Regions from separate parts of the Homo sapiens genome. Here region 1 is linked to region 2. Evidence: read pairs that join two places in POLR2A ChIA-PET (ENCODE). Cell type or tissue: PC-9. All regions are shown on one strand. Links, peaks and the distances in the headings refer to the core of each region. The heading gives the core; the rest is flanking DNA. Region 1 overlaps MEIOSIN (meiosis initiator). Region 2 holds the start of CKM (creatine kinase, M-type).

What was found. Peaks named below come from ENCODE experiments on the same cell type or tissue, not always from the same donor. Only the 100,000 strongest peaks of a DNase experiment are listed, where the experiment ranks them.
Region 1: POLR2A ChIA-PET joins it to region 2 with 12 read pairs; 2 of 35 experiments call an interaction of 5 or more read pairs at or near these places.

What each region holds. Positions count from the first base shown.
Region 1 is chr19:45,749,950-45,762,114 of GRCh38, forward strand. MEIOSIN (meiosis initiator) reads left to right here. Exons shown (of 15, transcript NM_001310124.2): 5 at 726-837; 6 at 3,702-3,839; 7 at 4,530-4,775; 8 at 6,021-6,129; 9 at 7,228-7,328; 10 at 8,929-9,084; 11 at 9,465-9,541; 12 at 11,730-11,918; 13 at 11,990-12,165. Among named protein-coding and RNA genes, the nearest start is that of DM1-AS, 12 kb to the right of the region's middle. In PC-9, for the core only: no CTCF peak of the experiment used is centred there; no DNase peak of the experiment used is centred there.
Region 2 is chr19:45,319,961-45,332,125 of GRCh38, forward strand. CKM (creatine kinase, M-type) reads right to left here and starts at 2,915. Exons shown (of 8, transcript NM_001824.5): 1 at 2,861-2,915. RefSeq lists an enhancer at 3,639-3,881. In PC-9, for the core only: no CTCF peak of the experiment used is centred there; a DNase peak (open chromatin) is centred at 6,351; H3K4me3 peaks cover 921 bases; H3K27ac peaks cover 317 bases.

The DNA of each region.
Region 1 (12,165 bases), core at 5,579-8,078, 430 kb after region 2:
GCTGAGATCGTGCCATTGCACTCCAGCCTGGGCAACATAGCAAGACTCTGTCTCAAAAAAAAAAAAAAAGAAAAAGAAAAAGAAAGAAAGACAGGGTTGAGCACAACAGCCAGGGCTCAAGACAACGTGGGGCTGCTGGGGACCAGAGACACAGAGGCTCCAGGAAGGACCCCATTCCCCACCCACCCCAACAATTCTTCAGTCGGCAGAGACCTTCTTGTTCTGCTATCTAGCCCTCACTGCAGACCAGTGAGACAGGGGCTACAGCTACAGGCTGGAGTGCAGTGGCATGATCTCAGCTCACTGCAACCTTTGCTTCAGGCTGTGTCTCTGGTCCCCAGCAGCCCCACATTGTCTTGAGCCCTGGCTGTTGTGCTCAACCCTGTCTTTCTTTCTTTCTTTTTCTTTTTCTTTTTTTTTTTTTTTTTGAGACAGAGTCTCGCTATGTTGCCCAGGCTGGAGTGCAACGGCGTGATCTTGGCTCACTGCAACCTCCGCCTCACGGGTTCAAGCAATTCTCCTGCCTCAGCCTCTCAAGTAGCTGGCATTACAGGCATGTGCCACCACACCCAGCTAATTTTTTGTATTTTTAGTAGAGACGGGGTTTCACCATGCTGGCCAGGCTGGTCTCGAACTCCTGACCTCATGATCCGCCCACCTCGGCTTCTCAAAGTGCTGTGATTACAGGCGTGAGCCTGGCCAACCCTGTCTTTCTTTTGAGGCAGAAGGAGATTCTGGTGCATGTCCTGCAGTACATTCAGTACCTCCAGAGAAACATCGATGCCGCCAAGGCCTTGTTCAAATGCCACATCACCACTGGGGAAGGTGGACTTGCGGGTAAGTAGTTCAGCCAGTGTTTCCTGGTGCCTGTGATGTTCCAAGTGTTGTTCCAGCCATCAGGGATACTGAGTGACCCTTCTGTCAAGGCCTGGTATAGGGGACAAAGAGAGATATGCAAGATGCCTCAGAGAAGAGGGGCCTTGGAGCTGGGCCTTCAGGACTGTAGGAGATGCAGGGAAGCCCAGCCAGGCAGAAGAAACAGGCCGGGCACAGTGGCTGATGCCTGTACTCCCGGCACTTTGGGAGGCCGAGGCGGGCGGATCGCTTGAGGTCAGGAGTTCGAGACCAGCCTGGCCAACATGGCAAAACCCCGTCTCTACTAAAAATACAAAAATTAGCTGGTGTGGTGGCTGGCGCCTGTAATCCCAGCTACTTGGGAGGTTGAGGCAGGAGAATCACTTGAACCTGGGAGGCGGAGGTTGCTGTGAGCCGAGATCACGCCACTGCACCCTAGCCTGGGCAACAGAGCAAGACTGTGTCTCAAATAATAATAATAATAATAATAATAATAATAATAATAATATATACATAAAATAAAATAAATCTGATCATGACCTTCCCCTGGCATAAAATCCCTCAGTAATTTTCATCTTCTTCACTTCCCTCCATAGCCAGGTGCTGGAAACCATTTGGGATCTCATCCCTGCCTTCCTAGTCCCTGCCAAACCTCCCCAGCCTCATCTCCTACCATTCTGCCAGCGTATTTTATTTATTTATTTGTGCTTTTTGTTTTGTTTTGTTTTTTGTTTTTTGTGTGTTTTTTGAGACGGAGTATCACTCTGTCACCCAGGCTGGAGTGCAGTGGCGTGATCTCTGCTCACTGCGACCTCTGCCTCCCGGGCCTCTGCCAGTATATTTTACACTACAGTAACAGCGACAGCACCCAGCACATCTAGCCTTAGGGGACTGCTATGTTCCAGGTGCTGTGGTATGTTTCTTTCTTTCTTTTTTTTTTTTTGAGGCAGAGTTTAGCTCTTGTTGCGCAGGCTGGAGTGCAGTGGCGTGATCTTGGCTCACCGCAACCTCTGCCTTCCAAGTTCAAGTGATTCTCCTGCCTCAGCCTCCCGAGTAGGTAGGATTACAGGCACTCACCACCACACCCAGCTAATTTTTTTGTATTTTTAGTAGAGACGGTGTTTCACCATATTGGCCAGGCTGGTCTCAAACTCCTGACCTCAGGTGATCCACCCACCTTGGCCTCCCAAAGTGCTGGGATTACAGCTGTGAGCCCCTGCTCCTAGCCGTTTTTTTTTTTTTTTTTTTTTGAGACAAGGTCTCACTCTGTCACCCAGGCTGGAATGCAGTGGCATGATCATGGCTCACTGTAACCTCAAAATCCCAGGACTCAAAACTCCAGGGGTCAAGCAATCCTCCTGCCGCAGACTTCTAAGCAGCTTGTACTACAGGCACGTGCCACCAATATCCAGATAATTTTCTTTTTTTTGAGATGGAGTTTCTCTCTGTCGCCCAGACTAGAGTGCAGTGGCGTGATCTCAGCTCACTGCAAGCTCTGCCTCCCAGGTTCAAGCCATTCTCCTGCCTCAGCCTCCCAAGTAGCTGGGACTACAGGCGCCCGCCACCACACCCAGCTAATTTTTATATTTTTAGTAGAGACAGGATTTTGCCGTGGTCGCCAAGCTGGTATCACCTCAAGTGATCCACCCATCTCAGCCTCCTAAAGTGCTGGGATGACAGATGTGAGCCATCGTGCCTGGCTCTGGCTAATATTTTTGTTTGTTTTTTTGTAGAGACAGAGTCTCACTGTGTTGCCCAAGCTGGTCTTAAACCCCTGGGCTTAAGCAATTCTCCCGCCTTGGCCTCCCAAAGTGCTGGGATTATAGGAGTGGGCCACCAAGCCTGACTTGTTTCTATGTATTAACTCACATTTAATCGTCAGGACAAATACCGAAGGGAAAAGCTAATGTGGTCCTGTTTTGCAGGTGATGGAACTGAAGCCCAGAGAGGTTAAGGTCACAGAGATGAGCCTGAGTCAGGGCCTGGCTCAGAGCCCACACACATCATCTCCATGCCACGCAGACCTCCAATCACACCCAATGACTTGCCTGTCCCCAGACACCCCGCGCGTGTCTTCTCATGCCTGCAAGCTCTTACTCAGATAGTTTCTTCTTCTTTTTTTTTTTTTTTTTTTCTGAGGCGGAGTCTCGCTCTTTTCGCCCAGGCTGGAGTGAAGTGGCGAAATTTCGGATCACTGCAAGCTCCACCCCCTGGGTTCAAGCGATTCTCCTGCCTCAGCCTCCCAAGTAACTGGGATTACAGGCACCCGCCACCACACCCAGCTAATTTTTGTCCCTGACATGTAGTGTTGAGGACTGGTCATGAAGTGAGAGACTGGAGTCAGGGAGATGAGGAAAGACACTGTTCGGAGTGATCTAGACGGGACAATTAGGCCCAAGCTAGCGCTGTAGATGAGAATGTGGATAGAAGTGAGTAAACCTAGAAGATGTTAATGAGGAAGAATCGAGAGGCCAGAGGGAAAGGCCCCAGTGACCTTGAGGGGGTCGGCTAGGAGACCCTCACTGTGTTGAGGAAGGCGGGAGGAGGTACTGGTGTGGGCGGGGAGAGGGTGAAGCATCCTCAAGGTGCCCAGTCTGGGGAAGTGTTGATTCCATTCTCCCACTGAGCCAAGGCCCAAAACAGCCCTGAAGAAACCTGAGTTCTTGCCCTCTACTTTCACAGTCCTGACTGAGCGGCCTTGGATAAGCCCTCAGTTTCCACACTGTAAAGTCAGCCTGGGGGCCCACCCTGACCCGGGACTGAGGAGCATTGTCTGGAAGGCAGGAACTGCAGTTGGATGCAGATGGGGTGGGGGATCTGAGCTGTTTCCCTCTCCATCCCTGCAGGGCTGGGTCAGAAACCAGCCTGGGGCCCAGCCAGGCGGAGGAGACACTCTACCCCCTCCAGCTCCCCAAGCTCTCAGAAGTCCTGTCTCCAGGGGGCGTGCCAGAAGCCTCGGAAGAAGAAGCTGACCCAGGCATCAGGTACAAGCTGTCACTGGAGGCAGAACTAGAAGCCCAGGTCACCCAGGAGCAGGGCTCCTTCTCCAGGGATGTCCTTACTCTGGGGGCCTTCTCAGCACCCTGTGCCGGGGTTCAACTCCCAGCTCCTCCTTGTATTAGCACTGAGGCCTCACACCCGGAAACTTGGGGTTCACTGGTCTATGGCAGAACCTGGGCATCAGTATTTTTTTTTTGAGAGAGACTCTCACTCTGTCCACCAGGCTGGAGTACAGTGACACAGCTCACTGCCACCTCTGCCTCCCAGGTTGAAACGATTCTCCTGCCTCAGCCTCATGAGTAGCTGGGATTACAGGCATGTGCCACCATGCTCAGCTAATTTTTGTATTTTTAGTAGAGACAGGGTTTCGCCATGTTGGCCAGGCTGGTCTTGAACTCCTGACCTCAAGTAATCTGCCTGCCTCGGCCTCCCAAAGCGCTGGGATTACAAGCATGAGCCACTGCGCCTGGCCAGTGTTTTTTAAAGGTCGCAAGATGATTCTGACAGGTGGACAGGGGTTGAACAAAGAGGCCTGTGATTGAGGATCTGGGCATTCCCATACCAGGCCAGGCATAGCTTTGACACTGACAAGGATGTTTCCCACCTGAACCCTATTCTGGTGACAGGCAGGTGACTCCCAGGCCCCTCTGACACCTGAACCTCTGCTCCCCCAGAAAGCCAGACTCGGACCCCGAAGCCTCGCCGCTCTCTGGCCCTGAACAAGCCTGAGAAGCTGGTGGCCCCATCCCCAGACCAGAAAGGAAGTGGCACAGGGGGGACCACTACCCCTCCAAGGTGCCCTGACTCCTGCGGTCACCCGAGGCCTGCATCATCCTCACCTCCAGGTGACAGAAAAGGAGGACAGTCCCAGCTGACGCTGTTGGATCTGGCCGAGGACACCATCCACTGTGACATCTCAAGTGGGTCTCTTTCCTCACTCTGAACTTAGTCTTTCAGTAAGATGCCACTCTGGGGGCACCTGCTGTGTCCCAGACACAGTACCCGTAGTGGGGGCTGCAGCAGTGAATAGGAAACACCGCCTCTTACTTCTCAAGCTTGTGGCCTTGCTCTGGTGGTCTTCATCTCAGGCTGTGTCGTGGCTGTAATGGGGGGATGAGATCAGCGTCATTGTCTTGTGTGGGCTTCCCATCACAGAACCAGGGAGGAGGGCAGGGCCTCCGCCTCAGGCCTCACTTGGCTCTCCCATGCCCCAGTCACTGCACTGGTTTGGAAAACGTGTGGTGATGCTTTCAAGCAGAGAGCTAGGCCAGAGGGAGGGAGGTCGGAGCTCGAGGCTTTGAGGCCTCAAGTCATCTCGTTCCTCTATTTGTTCATTCAGCCTTTTCTTTTTTTTTTTTTTTTTGAGATGGAGTCTTGCTCTGTCGCCCAGGCTGGAGTGCAGTGGTACAATCTCGGCTCACTGCAACCTCTGCCTCCTGGATTCAAGCGACTCTCCTGCCTCAGTCTCACGAGTAGCTGGGATTACAGGCGCGCACCACCACGCCCAGCTAATTTTTGTATTTTTAGTACAAACAGGGTTTTGCCATATTGACCAGGCTGGTCTTGAACTCCTGATCTCAGGTGATCGCCCACCTTGGCCTCCCAAAGTGCTGGGATTACAGGTGTGAGGCACTGTGCCGGGCCCATTAGAGTTTTTTGTTTGTTTTGAGACAAAGTCTTGCTCTGTCGCCCATGCTGGAGTGCAGTGGTGCACTCTCGGCTACTGCAACCTCTACCTCCCAGGTTCAAACAATTCTCTGCCTCAGCCTCCTGAGTAGCTGGGACAGGCGCCCGCACCCATGCCCGGCTAATTTTTGTATTTTTAGTAGAGACGGGGTTTCACCGTGTTGGCCAGGCTGGTCTTGAACTCCTGACCTCGTGATCCACCGCCTCAGCCTCCCAAAGTGCAGGGGTTACAGGTATGAGCCACGGTGCCCAGCCCCCATTACAGCTTCTGATAGGGATGTGGGATTCAAAAAACCCAGGGGTGATTTGGGGCACCCCTCAGCCTCACACCAACGTGACACCCTGCATCCTGAGGTTTGGGCTAGGATTGGGGAGTGAGAGGGTGTGTGGCAGAAGCTGGCACCCCTTTGTCCCCTGCTTCTGGGCTTCCTGGAATTTGGTCCAGTCCCCAGGCATGGTCATCCTGATCTGCCCCTTAGGCTGCTGGTGCCAGGGCAGTGTCCAGGATGACGCACCTTTCCCTGCGCTCCTGGCTCAGGAAGATGTGGCGAGGATCCATTTTCTCAACAAGACCCAGCCCCATCCCAGGTAAGGGCGTCCCCAGGGCACTGAGTGAGTGGTGCTGAGGGGTTTGGTCTGGCGTGGGTGAGGGGTAGTGGGAAGACAGGCCAAGTCACGTCCTCTGCGGGTGCCCCTTGAGCACCAATGGAGGCCCAGCTTTGTGTCTGCCATTGTGAGCTCGCAGGAAAGCCTGACTTCCCATTTCCCAGACATGGTCACAGCTTCCTCACCAGTCTCTTTGCCTCACCTGTTGCCCCTCCATCCCATCCTCATGTGACCACATGGCTTTTCCAACACAGAGACGTTGACCACGGAGTTTGTGGCTTAAAGCCCTTCCTCAGGCCTGCAGCATAGAGTCCAATATTTTTGTTTGTTTGTTTGTTTGAGACAGGGTCTCACTCTGTCGCCCAGGCCAGAGAGCAGTGGCACAATCATAGGTCACTGCCGCCTCAACCTTCAGGGCTCAAGCAGTCCTCCTGCCTCAGCTTCCTGAGTAGCTGGGACCACAGGTGCACACCACCACACCCAGCTAATTTTTTTATGTTTATTTTTTGTAGAAATGAGGTCCCCCTATGTTGCCTAGGCTGGTCTTGAACTCGTAGGCTCAAGCAATCCTCCCACCTCAGCCTCCCAGAGTGCTGGGATTATAGGTATGGGCCACTGCACCCGGCCCGGATATTTCACCTGGCCTTTGAGACCTTCAGTGGCCCCCAACTCACCTCGTCAGCCCTCTCTCCTGCCCTTCACCCATGACTCTTATACTTCACACTGCCACACATTTGCCATTCCCCAGAAGCCCTGCGCCAGCCCCTCTGAGCTTCTCACATTCCAGTACTTCTTCCTGGATAGCCTGCTTCCCTGTGCCCCTGGAAAACTGCCCATCCCTCAGGCTGAGCCCACTGCTCTCCACTGGCTCATCATCCTCCAGCGCCCTCGGTCACAGCACTGCTTACGGGCTGGGCTATCCTCATGAGACTGTAAGCTCCCTGAGGATGGGAGCCTCGACTGACTGAGCTTTACACCCCCAGCACTCCCCCAGGGGCCAGTGCAGAGTGCCAAAGGGGCCCCATAGCAGTTTCTAGCCCAGAGTCTGTGAGTCTGACTCTGAAACTCCACCTCTTGCAGGCAGAAGCTGGTGTTCTATGATTCCAGCGAGGATGTGGACAAAGGGTCCCTAGACGCTGACCCTTGGCTCCCTGCCTGGACCCCAGAGAACAGCCCCCAAGGTGACTGCAACTCTGTCTCTCCTCCTTGTAGGCTGGTGTGGGCCTTCCCATACTTTCAGTCTGAGGATGTCTATGGAAGAGAGGAGGCGGGAAAGGGAATGGAGATCCCCTAAGCACAGGGAAGGCAAACACACAGTGCACCTGCCAGCTCTCCGCCACCGCTGCCACGGAGGCTTGACAATCAATCACCACTCTTTCCTTGAGCCCAGACATGGCCTCAGAATCATTCTGGGTCTTTTTGGTTTGTTTGTTTTCTTTTTTGAGATAGGGTTTCACTCTGTCGTCCAAGCTGGAGTACAGTGGCGCAGTCTCAGCTCACTTCAACCTCTGTCTGCTGGGTTCAAGTGATTCTCCTGCCTCAGCCTCCCGAGTAGCTGGGATTACAGGTGCCCACCACCATGCCCAGCTAATTTCTGTATTTTTAGTAGAGATGGGGTTTCACCATGTTGGCCAGGCTGGTCTCAAACTCCTGACCTACGGTGATCTGCCCGCCTCAGCCTCCCAAAGTGTTGGGATTACAGGCATGAACCACCCCTCCGAACTCTTTTTGTGTTTTTGTTTTGTTTTTTCTTTTGAGACAAGTTCTCGCCCTGAGGCTGGAGTGCAGTGGCGCAATCACAGCTCACTGAGGCCTCCAATTCCTGGACTCAAGGGATCGTCCTGCCTCAGCTTCTCAAAGTGCTGGGATTACAGGCACGTGCCCCTGCTCCCGACCTCAGAATCCATTTTTTTTTTTTGAGACGGAGTTTCACTCTTGTCTCCCAGGCTAGAGTGCAGTGGCACTATCTCAGTTCACTGCAACTTCTGCCTCCCAGGATCAGGTGATTCTGTGTCAGCCTCTGAGTAGCTGGGATTACAGGTGTGCACCACCACGCCTAGCAAATTTTTATATTTTTAGTAGAGACAGGGTTTCACCGTGTTGGCCAGGCTGGTCTCGAACTCCTGACCTCAGGTGATCCACCTGCCTCGGCCTCCCAAAGCGCTGGGATTATAGGCGTGAGCCCCCGCATCTGACCTCAGAATCTTTCTTGTTGCAGAGCTGCAGGTAGTTATAATCAGCCTATGGGACTTTGCACATTATGATATTGATTTTTCTTTTTTTTTGGCCATCCCTGACATAATGCCAAACATCATTTTGCTTCATTTCTTCTTCTTTTTTTTTTAAATTTTGAGACAGGGTCTCACTCTGTCACCCAGGCTGGAGTGCAGTGGCACGATCTCGGCTCACTGCAACCTCTGCTCCTGGGTTCAAGCGATTCTCCTTCCTCAGCCTCCTGAGTAACTGAGATTACAGGCACGTGCCACTACCCCCAGCTAAGTTTTGTATTTTTTAGTAGAGACGGGGTTTCACCATGTTAGCCAGGCTGGTCTTGAACTCCTGATCTCAAATGATCCGCCCACCTTGGCCTCCCAAAGTGCTGGGTTACAGGCGTGAGCCATCGCAGCCGGCTGCCTCTTCATTTCTGTGATCAAGAATTCAAAATGAGAAACTGAGATTCGCTTTCCGTAGCATCAGGCACTATCTCCTCAATGCCAGCTGCTGTGCTAGGGCAGAGGGTGATCTCTGGCCACACCCCTGAGTCTGCTGTTCCCTTTCCAGGGAGCCCACTGTTCCTGGGGCCTCCCCAGATTGATGTCTGGAGTGGAACAGGCCACCCAAGTGAGATCCTCGGGCTCAGCCCTAGCCTTTTCAGCTCCCCAGGGAAACTGCTGCCAGACGAGATCTTGGAGGATGACATGGAGTACCTGACCCAAGGTGAGGCCCAGGCCTGGCCCTGATGCTTAGTTCATTCGGGAAACATACGGTGCCCAGGCCTGCGCTGGGCCATCCTGGGTGCCCGGGGTGAATCCTGCCCTGGCCCTGCCTCAAGGAGCCCACGGCCTAGTGGGGGAGCAGCCACAGGCTGGTGTGGTGCATGGGTGGCTTTAGAAGCCCATAGCAGGACTTGAGCTCACTCTGTGTGTTGGAGGTGACCCAGGGGAGTGGGCTGTGAGCGGGATTTGGACCTAGGGTGGGAGATCCTGAAGGAGAACGCCAGAGACGGGGACTCCGGCTAGCAGGGACGGTGTGGCTGAAGCTGGGCGGTGTGGGAGAAGCATTTCCACTCTGGCTGCCCCTCTGGTCTCCCTCCCTAGCGGCTTTCTTTGAAGAAGTGTGCTTAGATCTGGAGTCTTCACCTTCAGCCTACACGCAGGAGGCTCCACAGGAAAAGGTAGACATCCTCTGCCCCTCTGTCCACAGACACATCCATCCGTCTTTCCACACACGTCACTCATGGCTTCATTCACTCATCCACTCCCTCACCCTTTCAGCCACCATCTACCCATCTGTCCTTCCACTCATGCGTCTCCTCATCCTTAAAACCGCCCCCCGACCCTCTCTGCGCTCACTGGTGGCCACCAGATGCCGGCTCTGTGCTGGGCACGTGGAACGAATTGGACAAAATGGATAAAAAAGGATAAAAGCTGCCAGGTGCCCATAGAAAAGAAAACTCACATCATTTTATTCATTTATTTTATTTTATTTTATTTTATTTTATTTAGACTGAGTTTCCCTGTTGTCGCCCAGGCTGGGGTGCAGTGGTGCGATCTCGGCTCACTGTAACCTCCGCCTCCCGGGTTCAAACAATTCTCCTGCCTCAGCCCCCCTAGTAGCTGGGATTACAGGTGCCTGTCACCACACCCGGCTAATTGTGTATTTTTAGTAGAGATGGGGGTTCACCATGTTGGCCAGGCTGGTCTCCAACTCCTGACCTCGAGTGATCCGCCCACCTTGGCCTCCTAGAGTGCTGGGATTACAGGTGTGAGCCACCGTGCCCAGCTTCCCACATCATTTTACAACTACTCTACGAAGCAGGGTCTCCTGTGGCCCCATTTTACAGATAAGGAAATTGAAATCAAAAGACTAAGCTGGGCGCGGTGGCTCACACCTGTAATCTCAGCAGTTTGAGAGGCTGACGTAGGCGGATCACCTGAGATCAGGAGTTCAAGACCAGCCTGGCCAACATGGGGAAACCCCATTTCTACTAAAAATACAAGAAGTGTCCGGGCGTGGTGGCTCACGCCTGTAATCCCACTATTTTGGGAGGCCGAGGAGGGCAGATCACCTGAGGTCAGGAGTTGGAGACCAACCAGTCTGGCCATCATGGCGAAATACTATCTCTACTAAAAATACAAAATTAGCCGGGTGTGGTGGTACGTGCCTGTAATCCCAGCTACTCAGGAGGCTGAGGCAGAAGAATCGCTTAAACCTGGGAGGCGGGGGTTGCAGTAAGCCAAGATGGCACCGTTGGACTGCAGCCTGGGCAACAAGAGCGAAACCCAGTCTCAAAAAAGGAAAAGAAAAAGAAAAAGAAATTATCAGGGTGTGGCCGGGCGTGGTGGCTCATGCCTATACTTCTAGCACTTTGGGAGGCTGAGGCGGGCAGATCACCTGAGGTCAGGAGTTTAAACCTAGCTTGACCAATATGATGAAACCCCCTCTCTACTAAAAATACAAAATTAGCTGGGCGTGGTGGTGGGCACTTGTAACCCCAGTTACTCAGGAGTCTGAGGCAGGAGAATCACTTGAACCCAAGAGGTGGAGAATGGAGCTGAGATGGTGCCATTGCACTCCAGCCTGAGGGACAAGAGTAAGACTCCGTCTCAAAAAAAAAAAAAAGAAAGAAAAGAAAAAAAAGAAAAGAAAGGAAGAAAGAAAGAAAGACAGGGTCTTGCTTTGTTGCCCAGGCTGGAGTGCAGTGTCACCATCATAGATCAGTGCCTTGAACTCCTGGGCTCAAATGACCCTCCCACACCACCATGCCCAGCTGGTTTTTTAAATTATTTTTAAATTTAACTTAATTCAATTTCTTTTTTTTTTTTTGAGACAGAGTCTCACTCTGTCACCCAGGCTGGAGTGCAGTGGTACGATCTCGGCTCACTGCAACCTCCGCCTCCTGGATTTAAGCGATTCTTGTGCCTCAGCCTCCAGAGTAGCTGGGACTACAGGCGCCCACCAACATACCTGGCTAATTTTTTAGTATTTTTAGACAGAGTTTCGCCATGTTGGCCAGGCTGGTTTTGAACTCCTGACCTCAGGTGATCCTCCTGCCTCAGCCTCCGAAAGTGCTGAGATTACAGGCATGAGCCACTGCGCCTGGCCTATTTTTTTTTTTTTTTTTTTTTTTTTTTTGTAGAACAAGGTCTCTCTATGTTGCCCAGGCTGGTCTGTAACTCCTGGCCTCAAGCAGTCCTCCTGCCTCAGCCTCCCAGAGTGTTGGGGTTACAGGCGTAAGCCACCACACCCTGCCAATCTGAGCTGCTGCTAATGCTCATGTTATGTCCTAGAAAAGCAGTACTGGGGGGATGAAGGGGCACCACTTGTCTCCCCTCCCATCTTTCTCCCTCATCATGCCCCAGGACACAGCCTCCAAGGCCCCCAAAGACCCTCCTGAGTCCCACAGCCTGCACCGGTCCTCAGTCTCGCTGGACCACTGCTACCTCTCGCTGAGCGGGAACAGCAAGGCGCCATCCAGCTCCAGCTCCAGCTCCAGCTCCAGCTCCAGCTCGGAGGACAGCGACTCGGAGCCCCTGTGGAAGCAGCGAGAGGTGAGAGACACGGCCGCATGCCAGGGCCAGCAGGGCCTCCTTCCTCTCTCACCACCCTCTCCCTCCCCCAGGATATGCAGGCCAACCCTGTGGGCACGCCGGGCTCCAGCGAAGAGGACGAAGACACCACATGGACCCCCACCCGGCTGGCCTCACCCCTGCTGGCAGCTGAGAAAAAGGCCACGAAGGGCCAAGTAGCCAGGGCCCCTGTGAAGCCCAAGGAGAAGAAGAAAGGCCCCTGCCCACC
Region 2 (12,165 bases), core at 5,180-7,679:
TTGTATTTTTAGTAGAGACGGGGTTTCACCATGTTAGCCAGGATAGTCTTGATCTCCTGACCTTGTGATCCGCCCGCCTCGGCCTCCCAAAGTGCTGGGATTACAGGCGTGAGCCACTGCACCCGGCCTTTTCTTCTTTTTTTTGAGATGGAGTCTCACTCTGTTACCCAGGTTGGAGTGCAGTGGCGAGACCTCGGCTCACTGCAGCCTCCACCTCCCAGGTTCAAGAGATTCTCCTGTCTCAGCCTCCTGAGTAGCTGGGATTACAGGCGCACACCACCATGCCTGGCTAATTTTTTTGTATTTTTATTAGAGATGGGGTTTCACCATCTCTACTGGTTGGCCAGGCTGGTCTCGAACTCCTGGCCTCAAGTGATCCACCCGCCTCGGCCTCCCAAAGTGCTGGGATTACAGGCGTGAGCCACTGTGCCCCGCCTAGCTCGCATCTTGCAGACAGCAGCAAGAGAACTGGGCAAGGCGTTGGGGTCAGGCAGGCTGTGTAACTTGGAGCAAGAGAAATCCTCTCTCTGAGCCCCTGTGTCTCAGCAGGAAGGCATCCGGAGTCTTAGATCAAGGGCCTGGCTCTGCCGTATCCCAGTTGGGTGAGCCTGGACTAGTCATTCTTGCTGGAAACTCAATTTCCCCAGGTGGAAAACGGGCCCCTCCCGGAGGCTGGAAAAATATTTTGTGTGGGTAAGAGTGTAGGTTCTGGAATCAGCCCAGGGTTTGATTCCCAGCTCTGCTACCTACAACCAGCTGTGTGGCCAGGGGCAAGTTGCTTAACCTCTGTGCCTCAATTTACTCATCTAGAAAATGAGGATCCTAACAGCACTTGCCGCATGGGAGTGTTGAAAAGATTAAATGTGTGAATACAGGTGTAGCTCTCGGAACAGTGCCTGGTACACAATAAGCATTATTTCACTTAGCTGCTATTATTATTATTATTATTATTATGTTTGAGACAGAGTCTCGCTCTGTCGCCCAGGCTAGAGTGCAGTGGCATAATCTCAGTTCACTGCAACCTCCACCTCCCAGGTTCAAGCAACTATCCTGCTTCAGCCTCCTGAGTAGCTGCAACTACAGGCGTGTGCCACACCTGGCTATTTTTTTTTTTGGTATTTTTAGTAGAGTTGGGGTTTCGCCATGTTGGCCAGGCTGGTCTTGAACTCCTGAACTCAAGTGATCCGCCCACCTCTGCCTCCCAAAGTGCTGAGATTACAGGCATGAGTCACGGCACCTGGCCTGTTGTTGTTATTTTAAAGGTTCGTGCGAGGAGCTGGTGAGAAGGTGGAGGTGAGGGTGCTGCTGGGAGTATGTGAGCAGGTTCTTGGATTATCAATCCAAAGACAAAGGGCTGGGTCGGGGGAGGGCTGGGTAGCTGCCCCCACCTCTGCCTGCTGACAGTTCTCCCACAGGGCTCAGAAGGGAAGAAAAGCTCAGCCTCTGGGTCGTCAGAGGCAGGTTCAAATCCCACCTATGCCATTTCCCTGCTGTGTGACCCCAGGCCAGTCACTAGGCCTCTCTGGACCTCTGTCTCCTGTGAACTGAGCCTGCCCCGTAGGATTGCCAGGATCCTCTGAGCTTGGCCATGAGGTTGGCTGAGCACAGGCCCTGGCATGGAGTTGGAGCCTGGAACCCTGGTGGCTGCTATTATTGTTATTTGTTATTACTACTTTTTTGCAGAGATGGGGTCTCACTATGTTGCCCAGGCTGGTCTGGGACTCCTGGCCTCAAGTGATCCTCCAGCATCGGCCTCCCAAGATGCTGGGATTATGCGTGTGAGCCACTGCGCCAGGTCCTACTGTTATTATTATTTTATTCACTGGACCCAGAAAGGAGAAGGGACCCAGAAAGGAGAAGGGGCCTCCAGCAGCGGTGGGAGACGGGGATGGGAAGCAGGTGGGATTGTGGGAGGGAGATTGGGACCACGGTGAGCTGAAGCCAGGGAAGAGGAACAGGGACCCGCCAAAGACCTTGGGTGCTGCTGTCCAGGGTGGTTATTTTTAGAATCTGGCAACTGCCTGCCATCCCACCCCCAGCTGCTGCCCCGCCCCACCCCCACATTCCGGGGCTCGGCTTGCACCAAGTCAGCAGGCCCAAGACAGGTGGGCCAGGGTGGCTGGGAGGACACGGGTCCAGGCCTCGGGGCTCAAGGACATCCTGGGATGGCAGCCCAGACCCCCTCCCTTCAGAGGATGCCCCCCTAATCCCTGCCAGGGACACCCCAGGAGAGGGCACTGAGGCAGGGTGGTGACCCCCCCCACAAGAGACATAAGCAGAAAGCCCCAGAGCCACACACCCCCACCACCGCAGACTCCCCAGATCACACTGTAAACTAAGTCACACAGTCACACTTCCAAACTCAAGGACATGCCCAGGACACTCATGTGTCCGCTACTAAGTCAGAAACAAGGTCACAGGGACCCACACAGTAGCAAACGCAAAGAAAGCCTGCGACACCTGCTCTTGCAGACTCTGCTAGGCGACAGACACACCTCCCACGGCTTGTGGCGCCAGTGTTGGCGACAAACTGTAATGAACACAGGCCTGGCTCAACAGCCCCTTGCAGGGGGTGACAGTTGGCAGCTGTCAGGACCCCTTTCATCTCGGATCCCTCCCCATAACCCAAGACTTGTGCCGCAGAAATCACAGGTCCCAGTGGGGGGTTCAGGCAGCCTCACAGATGGAGGGGCCTCCCAGACACACAAGGGTCAACCTTCCCACGCACCGACCTGCCTTTGTATAGGAGGATGTTGGTGGAGCAAGGGGTGACACACAGACCCTTTCCCAAGCCAAGCCTCTAGCACCCACAGAAATCCCCTACTCTGGCCCCCACCCAGATTCCCGCCCCGTGCAGTACCTGGCTGGGCTGGGCTGAAGGGGGGCTGTCTGTATCCTGGAGGTGACACTGACCCAAAGGAAGGGCCAGCAGCCGTGGCCTTATATAGGGGGACCTAGGCTGTGCTATTGGCTGGGAGGGGTTGTCCCCAGGGAGGAGTTCTGGAGGGCAGCTGAGCCTCTCACCTCCCTGCTCCCGCACCATACCCACCCTGAACCCAGGCATGCTTTGCGCCCAGCCCCATGGCCTTGTATGGGCTGAGCCGCCCCAGGGGCTGGGCTCACGCCCCCCCACCAAGCTGATACCCTGACCAAGTGCTGAGTTGGGCTGGCGGTGGGGACAGCTGGCCCCCCGCCGGGAACATGGGACGGTGGCTGGGAACGTCCCAAGCACGTAGAAGCCACCGTCCCCTGGCCCCTGAGTCTCCTTCAGCCACCAGCCCTTCCTGTGGCCCTCGGCTCCCCCTGTGCCCCCTGGGCCCTCACCCCTACCCGAGTCCCAGCGGCACCTCGGGGAACCAAGGTGTGGCTCCAGGAGGAGCAGATACCCTGTGAGCTGGAGGAAGCAGAGGCCGGGAGAAGGACCAATTGCAATGGAGGGCAGTCTAACCCCAGAAACCCGCGCTTGGGCGCCCCTTCCTCCTAGGGACTGAGTGGAGGGGAAACTGAGGCTGGCTGAGTTGGAGAGATTCAAACTCAGGGCAAGGGTGGGAGGCGGTGGTCACCCTCCCCCCCACTTAACCCTCGCCCCCTCGGTGCCACTGGGAGATTTCCGCTGTGCGGGGGACAGGGAGGGTCTCGGTCGCCGGGAAAGGAGTTATTTTTAGAGGGCGCTTTGCTGTCTCCTCTGCCGCAAAGGCCGAGACCCGAGGCGCTGGGTATGGGGGGGTTCGGGGGCAGGTGTTGGAGGGGGGTTCGCCACGTGTCCTGGTTAATTATAACCGGGCGTCTCGGGTGTCCTCGGGCCTCGCCTCCTTACAAGGGCAGCCACGGGGCCCTGGGTGGCCGCTCCCACCTCCCGGGGAAGGGGGCTGGGCAGCGACGCCGTTCAGAGCGCGGGCGCCAGACTCGCGCAGATCTGGGCAGAGCAAGCGCTCTCGGCGCCTCGGCTGTGAGCAAGGACTTCCAGGGCTGAGAGGGGGGTTCTGTGGAGGAGAGTACAGTATAGAGGAAGCCGCTTTCTCCTCCTGGGACGCGCCAGGATTGCAGGCTGATCGGGTCTCCTCCTCCAGGGAGCTCCCAGGATTGCGACGAAGAAAAGAATGTCCCTTCCCTCTGAGTTCCTCCCTATCCCAGGGTCTCCTGGGTCTCCTTCACATCTTCTTAGGCAGGTGAGGACTGGCTTAGAGAAAGGGAGCCTCTGTGCCTCTCCCTCAGACTCCTGATCTGAGGGGGGAGGGGAGAGGGGTGCTTTAGAAATATTTACATGGGGCCCAGCCCTTTCCCAGCAAGCTCAGATTGCCGAGGGTCTCCTTCACGGTTACGGAAACTGAGGCCCAGAAAACCAAATGGAACTGGTCTCGAAACAGGGATCTATCAGGCACTTCCTGAGGCTACAACAAAACACAAAACCCCCGCCGTCCTGGAGGTGATAGTGCAAGAGGGTCACAGATGAGGGGACGGCACAGCAGCAGGGGAGGTCGAGGCAGGCCTCTTTGGGAAGATGACATCTGAGCAGAGACCTGAAGGAGAACAGGGAGCCAGCCATGTGCGGCTCTGGGGGGAACAGCAGGTGCAAAGGCGCTGAGGTGAGAATGGCTGGGCACATCTGAGGACAGACAGGAAGGAGGCCAGGGGACTGGAGCAGATGGGGCCAAGGAGAGAGTGGGAGGAAGAAGATGAGGTTGGAGGGGAGACAGGAGCAGACCCATGGTGCCCTAGGGGCTGTGGGAGGAGTTTTAATCCCATTGTGATTGACAGTGAAAATGTTAGATGGGCCGGGCACAGTGGCTCAGGCCCGTAATCCCAGCACTTTGGGAGGCAGAGGCGGAGGCGGGTGGATCACTTGAGGCCAGGAGTTCAAGACCAGCCTGGCCAACATGGTGAAACCCCATCTCTACTAAAAGTACAAAAATTAGCCTGGCATGGTGACACACGCCTGTAATCCCAGCTAGCCAGGAGGCTGAGGCATAAGAATTGCTTGAACCTAGGAGGTGGAGGTTGCAGTGAGCTGAGATGGCACCATTGCCCTCCAGCCTGAGTGACAGAGCAAGACTCAGTCTCACAAAAAAAAAAAAAAAGAAAAGAAAAGAAAAAGAAAATGTTAAATGAACCAGGTATAGAAAGACAAACATCACAAGTTATTTGTGGGATCTAAAAATCAAAACAAGGAGGCTGAGGCAGGAGGATTGCTTGAACCCAGGCAGTCGAGGCTGCAGTGAGCTGTGATCGAGCCACTGCTGCACTCCATCCTGGGCAAGAGAGTGAGACCCTGTCTCACACACACAAAAATTAATTAAAATAACTAAAGGAGTATAATTGGATTGTTTGTAATATAAAGGATAAATGCTTGAGAAGATGGATACCCCATTCTCCACGATGTGATTATTACAAGTTGCATGCCTGTATCAAAACATTTCATGGCCGGGTGCAGTGGCTCACGCCTGTAATCCCAGCACTTTGGGAGGCCGAGGTGGGCAGATCACCTGAGGTCGGGAGTTCAAGACCAGCCTGATCAACGTGGAGAAACCCTGTCTCTACTAAAAATACAAAATTAGCCGGGGTGGTGGCACATGCCTGTAATCCCAGCTACTCGGTAGGCTGAGGCAGGAGAATCGCTTGAACTCGGGAGGCAGAGGTTTCTGCGGGCCGAAATCGCGCCATTGCACTCTAGCCTGGGCAAAAAGAGTGAAACTCCATCTCAAAAAAAAAAAAAAAAAAAAGAACAAAACGTTTCATATACCCCATAAATATACACACCTACTAAATACCTACAAAAAATTTTTTAGAATAATTTTTTAAAATATTAAATGGAAAAAATCATCATCATCATCCCACTGTGAGACTGACAGGAGGCACTGAGGGTCATAAGCAGGGAAGAGGCTGGATCCATGCCACACGCATTTTGGGTGGCACGGTCCAGCCACACCTTGTGGGAGGGTTTGTTTTTTTTTTTTTTTTTTTGAGATGGAGTCTTGCTCTATCACCAGGCAGGAGTGCAATGGTGCGATGTCAGCTCACTGCAACCTCCGCCTCCCAGGTTCAAGCGATTCTCCTGCCTCAGCCTCCCGAGTAGCTGGGACTACAGGCATGGGCCACCACGCTCTGCTAACTTTTATATTTTTAGTAGAGAAGGGGTTTTGCCATGTTGGCCAGGCTAGTCTCAGACTCCTACCTCAGGTGATCCACCCACCTCGGCCTCCCAGAGTGCTGGGATTACAGGCGTGAGGCACCCTGCCGGGCCCATTGCACATTCTTTTTAGCCACACAGTGCCAGAAGCCTTTTCTATGTTCGGGGATTCCCCACTGTAAGCCCTCCTCCTTTGGAGAAGCCAAAGATGCCAGAAACTCAATTTCCCAGAATCCCTTGCAGCAATGGTCCAGGCCAGTGACCTGGGCTGAGCCAATCAAACGCTCCAGCAGGACCTTGTGCCGTGAGCTCCCTCTGCTTTGAGTCTTAAAGAAACAGTTGGCCTTGGGGAGCTTTACAACCCTCATCACGTATCTTCATCCCACCCCCCAGAGCCCGACTGTCAATCCGACCTCTGCCCCTCCACTGCCCACTCTAGCTCAAGACCGCCTCCACTGTCCCTCCTGACCCAACTTCCTCCCTGGACTCCTGTCCCAGTCTTTGCCATTCCCACCTAAACCCTACCTGCTGACCTCCCCTCCTCAGAGCTTGCCATGGCTCCCCAGTGCCCTCAAGGTAAATGAGTATTTGTTGACTAAATAAATAATAGTAACTGTATCTGGCAGATGTAGGCGAGAGTAACCACTACCCAGCTTAAATAGAAAGGACTCTGCTATTGGCTGGGCGCAGTGGCTCACGCCTGTAATCCCAGCACTTTGAGAGGCCGAGGCGGGCGGATCACGAGGTTAGGAGATCGAGACTATCCTGGCTAACACGGTGAAACCCTGTCTCTACTACAAAAATATACAAAAAAAAAAAAATTAGCCGTGCGTGGTGGCAGGCGCATGTCGTCCCAGCTACTCCGGGGCCTGAGGCAGGAGAATGGTGTGAACCCGGGAGGCGGAGTTGCAGTGAGCCGAGATCGCACCACTGCACTTCAGCCTGGGCGACAGAGCGAGACTCCATCTCAAAAAAAAAAAAAAAAAAAAGGACTGTACTATCATGTATTAGGCACTGACAAAATCGTTGGAAGGGCTGAAGGAACACTGCTCGGGCCCCAGAACTACTTTCCTACTTTCCCTCTGGAAAATCTAGTCTTTAGCTTTCCAGCCTCTTCATTGACAGGAGAATGTGCTCGAAGGAGGTTAACATGGACATTAAACAGCCACTCCACAAAGAAGCTTTTGTTTGTTTGTTTGTTTGTTTAGACATGGGTTCTTGATGGGGTCTCGCTATGTTGCTCAGGCTGGAGCACAGTAGTTATTCACAGGCACAATCAGAGTGCACTGCAGCCTCCAATTCCAAGCCTCAAGCAATCCTCCCGCTTCAGCCTCCCGAGTAGCTGGGACTACAGGCGCGCACCACCACTCCAGGCCCTGACAGTTAACTTTTATTGAATACACCTGTATGTCAAGTACTGTGCTAAGTGCTTTACATATGTTGACTTATTTAACGTCCCCAACAATAAGGCTCAGAGAGGTTAAGTGACTTGCCCAAAGTCACACAGCTGGAAGGGGGCAGAACTGGGAATCAAACAGGTACAAGGCTGCCAAGAATGGATTCAGGCTTTGGTGGAAATAACTTCCAGGCTTCTCCCCGACGTCAGACTGTATTGTCAGCCTCTTTCTAGGTCATCAGGCTCTAGTGTACCCACTTCCCCAACCCATCTCCCATCACCCCAGCCATCTGACTTCAGGGTCCAAGGACTTTAATGGGTATTCACTAGTTTAATTTTCCAACAGTCCTATGAAGTGAGTACTGCCAATTTTTTTTTAATTTACTTTTCTTCTGGGAGTCTAGAAGGTACTGCCGTTTTTACAAATCAGGAAAGTAAGGCTGGCCCAGAGAGGTTGCAACACTTATCGAAAGTCACACAGCAGGGAAGTAGCAGAACAAGACTGGACTAGGCTGTCAGTCCTGGAGCTTGTCTTCCTAATCTCTTCCTGATCCCCACTTCTTCATGTCGAACCCCCTTTTCACAGAGGACGAACGCTGGGGCCGAAAAGGGCAAGGGAGTTACCTAAGGTCACAGCCAGTATAACTGGAATTACAGTCTACACTCTTCTCCCTCCATTCCCAAGGCAGCCCTGCCCTCAAACCCTGTCTTACTCTTAAGCATCTCATCTGTCTCTGTCCCTACCCTCAGGAAGAGGCTGCCACCTCCAGGAGAGACTCTGGGAGGGCAGCACTCCACCCCCATGGCCCACCACCCTGTAATGCCCTCCCCCATGCACTCCTCAAATCCCTTTCCCAAACCGGGCCATTTACGATGCCATTTGATTCATAGAAGACAAGTTGTAAATCAAGGCCAGACCCAGGGCTGGGGAGTTGAGACCCTGCCCATTCCTCCTTTCTCTTCCTGGAGAGCCAGGCCAGCCTGCAGCCCCATAATCAGCTGACCAGGGTCTGGTCCATAGGGTAGTGGGTGGTGAATAAAATAACGTCTTTCATGGCTCCCAACTTGTCCTGCCCCAGTCTCTCCAAATCAATCAATCTTTTTTTTTTTCTTTGAGAGGGAGTCTCGCTCTGTCACCCAGGCTGGAGTGCACTGATTCGATCTCGGCTCACTGCAACCTCTGCTTTCCGGGTTCAAGCCGTTATCCTGCCTCAGCCTCCTGAGTGGCTGGGATTCCAGCTGCCATCCACCAGCCTTGGCTAATTTTTGTATTTTTAGTAGAGACAGGGTTTCACCATGTTGGCCAGGCTGGTTTCCAACTCCTGACCTCAAATGATCTGCCCTCCTTGGCATCCCAAAGTGCTAGGATTACAGGCAGGAGCCACTGCGCCTGGCCTAATTTTTGTATTTTTAATAGAGATGGGGTTTCACCATGTTGGCCAGGCTAGTCTTCAACTCCTGACCTCAAGTGATCCGCCCGTCTCAGCCTCCCAAAGTGCTGGGATTACAGGCATGAGCCACTGCACCCAGCCCCAGATCAATCAATTTTATCAAATTAGCTATACATTTCCCTCTAGGTGCTGCTTTAGGTTTATCCCAGGTTGTTTTTTGTTTTGTTTTGTTTTTTTCTTGATGTTGTTTGTTTGTTTAGAGACAGGATCTCACTGTCTCCCAGGCTGGAATGCAGTGGTATGATCTTGGCTCATTGCAGCCTCCATCTCCTGAGCTCAGCGATCCTCCCACCTCAGCCTCCTCAGTAGCTGGGATCACAGATGTGTGCCACCATGCCCAGCTAATTTTTGTATCTTTTGTAAAGACACAGTCTTGCTATGTTGCCCAGCCTGGTCTTGAACTCCTGACCTCAAGCAATCCTCCTGCCTCAGCCTCACAAAGTGCTGGGATTGCAGGTGTAAGCCACCATACCTGGCGTGTTTTTTTTTTTTTTTTTTGAGACGGAGTCTCGCTCTGTTGCCCAGGCTGGAGTGCAGTGGTGTGATCTCGGCTCACTGCAAGCTCTGCCTCCCGGGTTCACACCATTCTCCTGCCTCAGCCTCCTGAGTAGCTGGGACTGCAGGTGCCTGCCACCACATCCAGCTAAATTTTTTGTGTGTTTTTCGTAGAGACAGCGTTTCACTGTGTTAGCCTGGATGGTCTTGATCTCCTGACCTCGTGATCCACCTGCCTCAGCCTCGCAAAGTGCTTGGATTACAGGCGTGAGCCACCGGCCCGGCCCATACCTGGCCTGTTTTTATATTCTATTATCATTTCAAATGTATTTTTATTGGAACTGTTATATTTGGAGTGTATGGATGTTCACACTTATTCATATTTTATTTTCTCAAATTTACTCTTTTTTTTTTTTTTTTTTTTTTGAGATCGAGTTTCGCTCTTGTTGCCCAGGCTGGAGTGCAATGGCGGATCTCGGCTCACCGCAACCTCTGCCTCCCAGGTTCAAGCGATTCTCCTGCCTCAGCCTCCCGAGTAGCTGGGATTATAGGCATGTGCCACCATGCCTGGCTAATTTTTGTATTATTAGTAGAGACAGGATTTCACCACGTTGGCCAGGCTGGTCTCAAACTCCTGACTTCTTGATCCTCCTGCCTCGGCCTCCCAAAGTACTGGGATTACAGGCGTGAGCCACTGCGCCCGGCCAAATTTACTGTTTTTATTGAGGCATAATTTATTTTCTTTCCTTCCTTCCTTCCTTCCTTCCTTCCTTCCTTCCTTCCTTCCTCCCTCTCTTCCTCTCTTCCTCCCTCCCTCCTTTTTTTTTTTTGAGACGGAGTCTCACCCTGTCACCCAGGCTGGAGTGCAATGGCGTGATCTCGGCTCACTGCAACCTCTGCCTCCCGGGTTCAAGCGATTCTCCTGCTTCAGCCTTCAGAGTAGCTGGGACTACAGGTGCGCGCCACCACACCTGGCTCATTTTTTGTATCTTTAGTAGAAACGGGGTTTCACCATGTTGGCCAGGCTGGTCGAACTCCTGACCTCGTGATCTGCCCACCCAGGCCTCCCAAAGTGCTGGGATTACAGGTGTGAGCCACCATGCCCGGCCTATTGAGGCATAATTTCTATTTGGTGAAGTGCCCTAATCTTAAAATCAATGAACTTTTATATTCGTGTACATGTGAATAAGCATCACCAGGATCTAAACAGAGACTACTACCAGCTCCCAAAGAAACTCTCTCATGTCCCCTCCCAGTGAATGTCTCTCTCTCCTCCAAGAAAATGTTCTCGCTGAGCGCAGTGGGAGGCCTAGGTGGGTGGATCACTTGAGGTCAGGAGTTCGAGACCAGCTTGACCAACATGGTGAAACCCCGTCTCTACTAAAAATACAAAAAATTAGCCAGGCGTGGTGATGCATACCAGTAATCCCAGCTACTTGGGAGGCTGAGGCAGGAGAATCTCTTGAACCCGGGAGATAGAGGTTGCAGTGAGCCGATATAGTGCCACTGTACTCCAGTCTGGGCAACAACAGTGAAATTCCATCTCAAAGAAAAGAAGAAGGCCGGGCCACCCTCTGCCTCCTGGGTTCAAGCGATTCTCCTGCCTCAGCCGCCTGAGTAGCTGGGATTACAGACACGTGCCACCACGCCTGGCTAATTTTTGTATTTTTAGTAGAGACGGGGTTTCACCATGTTGGTCAGGCTGGTCTTGAACTGCTGACCTTGTGATCTGCCCACCTCAGCCTGAAAAGTGCTGGGATTATAGGCAGGAGTGACCGCGCCCGGCCCATTTGTCTAATTTCTTTTGCTCAACTTTTTTTCTCTTCGGATTCCTTTTTTTCTTTCTTTTTTTCTTTTTGTACAGATGGGGTGGGTCTTGCTATGTTGCCCAGGCTGGTCTTGAACTCTCAGCCTCAAGTGAGCCTGCAGCCTCCAATTCCAGGGCTCCAGGCTTAGCCTCCCAAAGCGCTGGTGTGGCAGAGAATAGGGAATTAGGGTAACTGGGGGTTCATCAGGTACAGCCAGTTTGCATAAGCAACAGAATAGCAGGTGCAGTCAGTTCATGGAGGCAGGAGAGCCACAGGTGCATACAGGCTCTATTCTCCCTCCCATGATAATAAGCCACTCCAGCCTCTGATTGACTGCGAGCCAGGTCTCCACTTGGGCTCTGATTGGTCATGAGCCAACCCTTCATAGAGTGTAACCAATTGGAGGCCTCTGAAGGGCACCTAGGGGTGTTGCCGGGTCCTTTTTAGCTTAATAAAAACCCTAACTGGCAGGCCTGGCGCGGTGGTTCGCCTGTAATCCCAGCACTTTGGGAGGTCAAGGCGGCCAAATCACTCAAGATCAGGAATTTCGGACCAGCCTGGCCAACATGGTGAAATCCCGTCTCTACTAAAAGTACAATAATTAGCCGGGTGTGGTGGCGCATCCGTGGTGGCTCGTGCTAGGAGTCCCAGCTACTCAGGAGGCTGAGGTAGGAGAATCGCTTGAACGCGGGAGGTAGAGGTTGCAGTGAGCTGAGATCATGTCACTGCACTCCAGCCTGGTCAACAGAGCGAGACTACGTCTCAAAAAAAAAACAAAGACAACCCTAATTGGGGAGGTGCTCCAGCCCGCTCCCACTCTGTGAATTGTCTTGGATAAATCTCTGCTTTGTCTTCTGTTGCTTCGTTCTTTTTTTCCTTTTTCTTTTT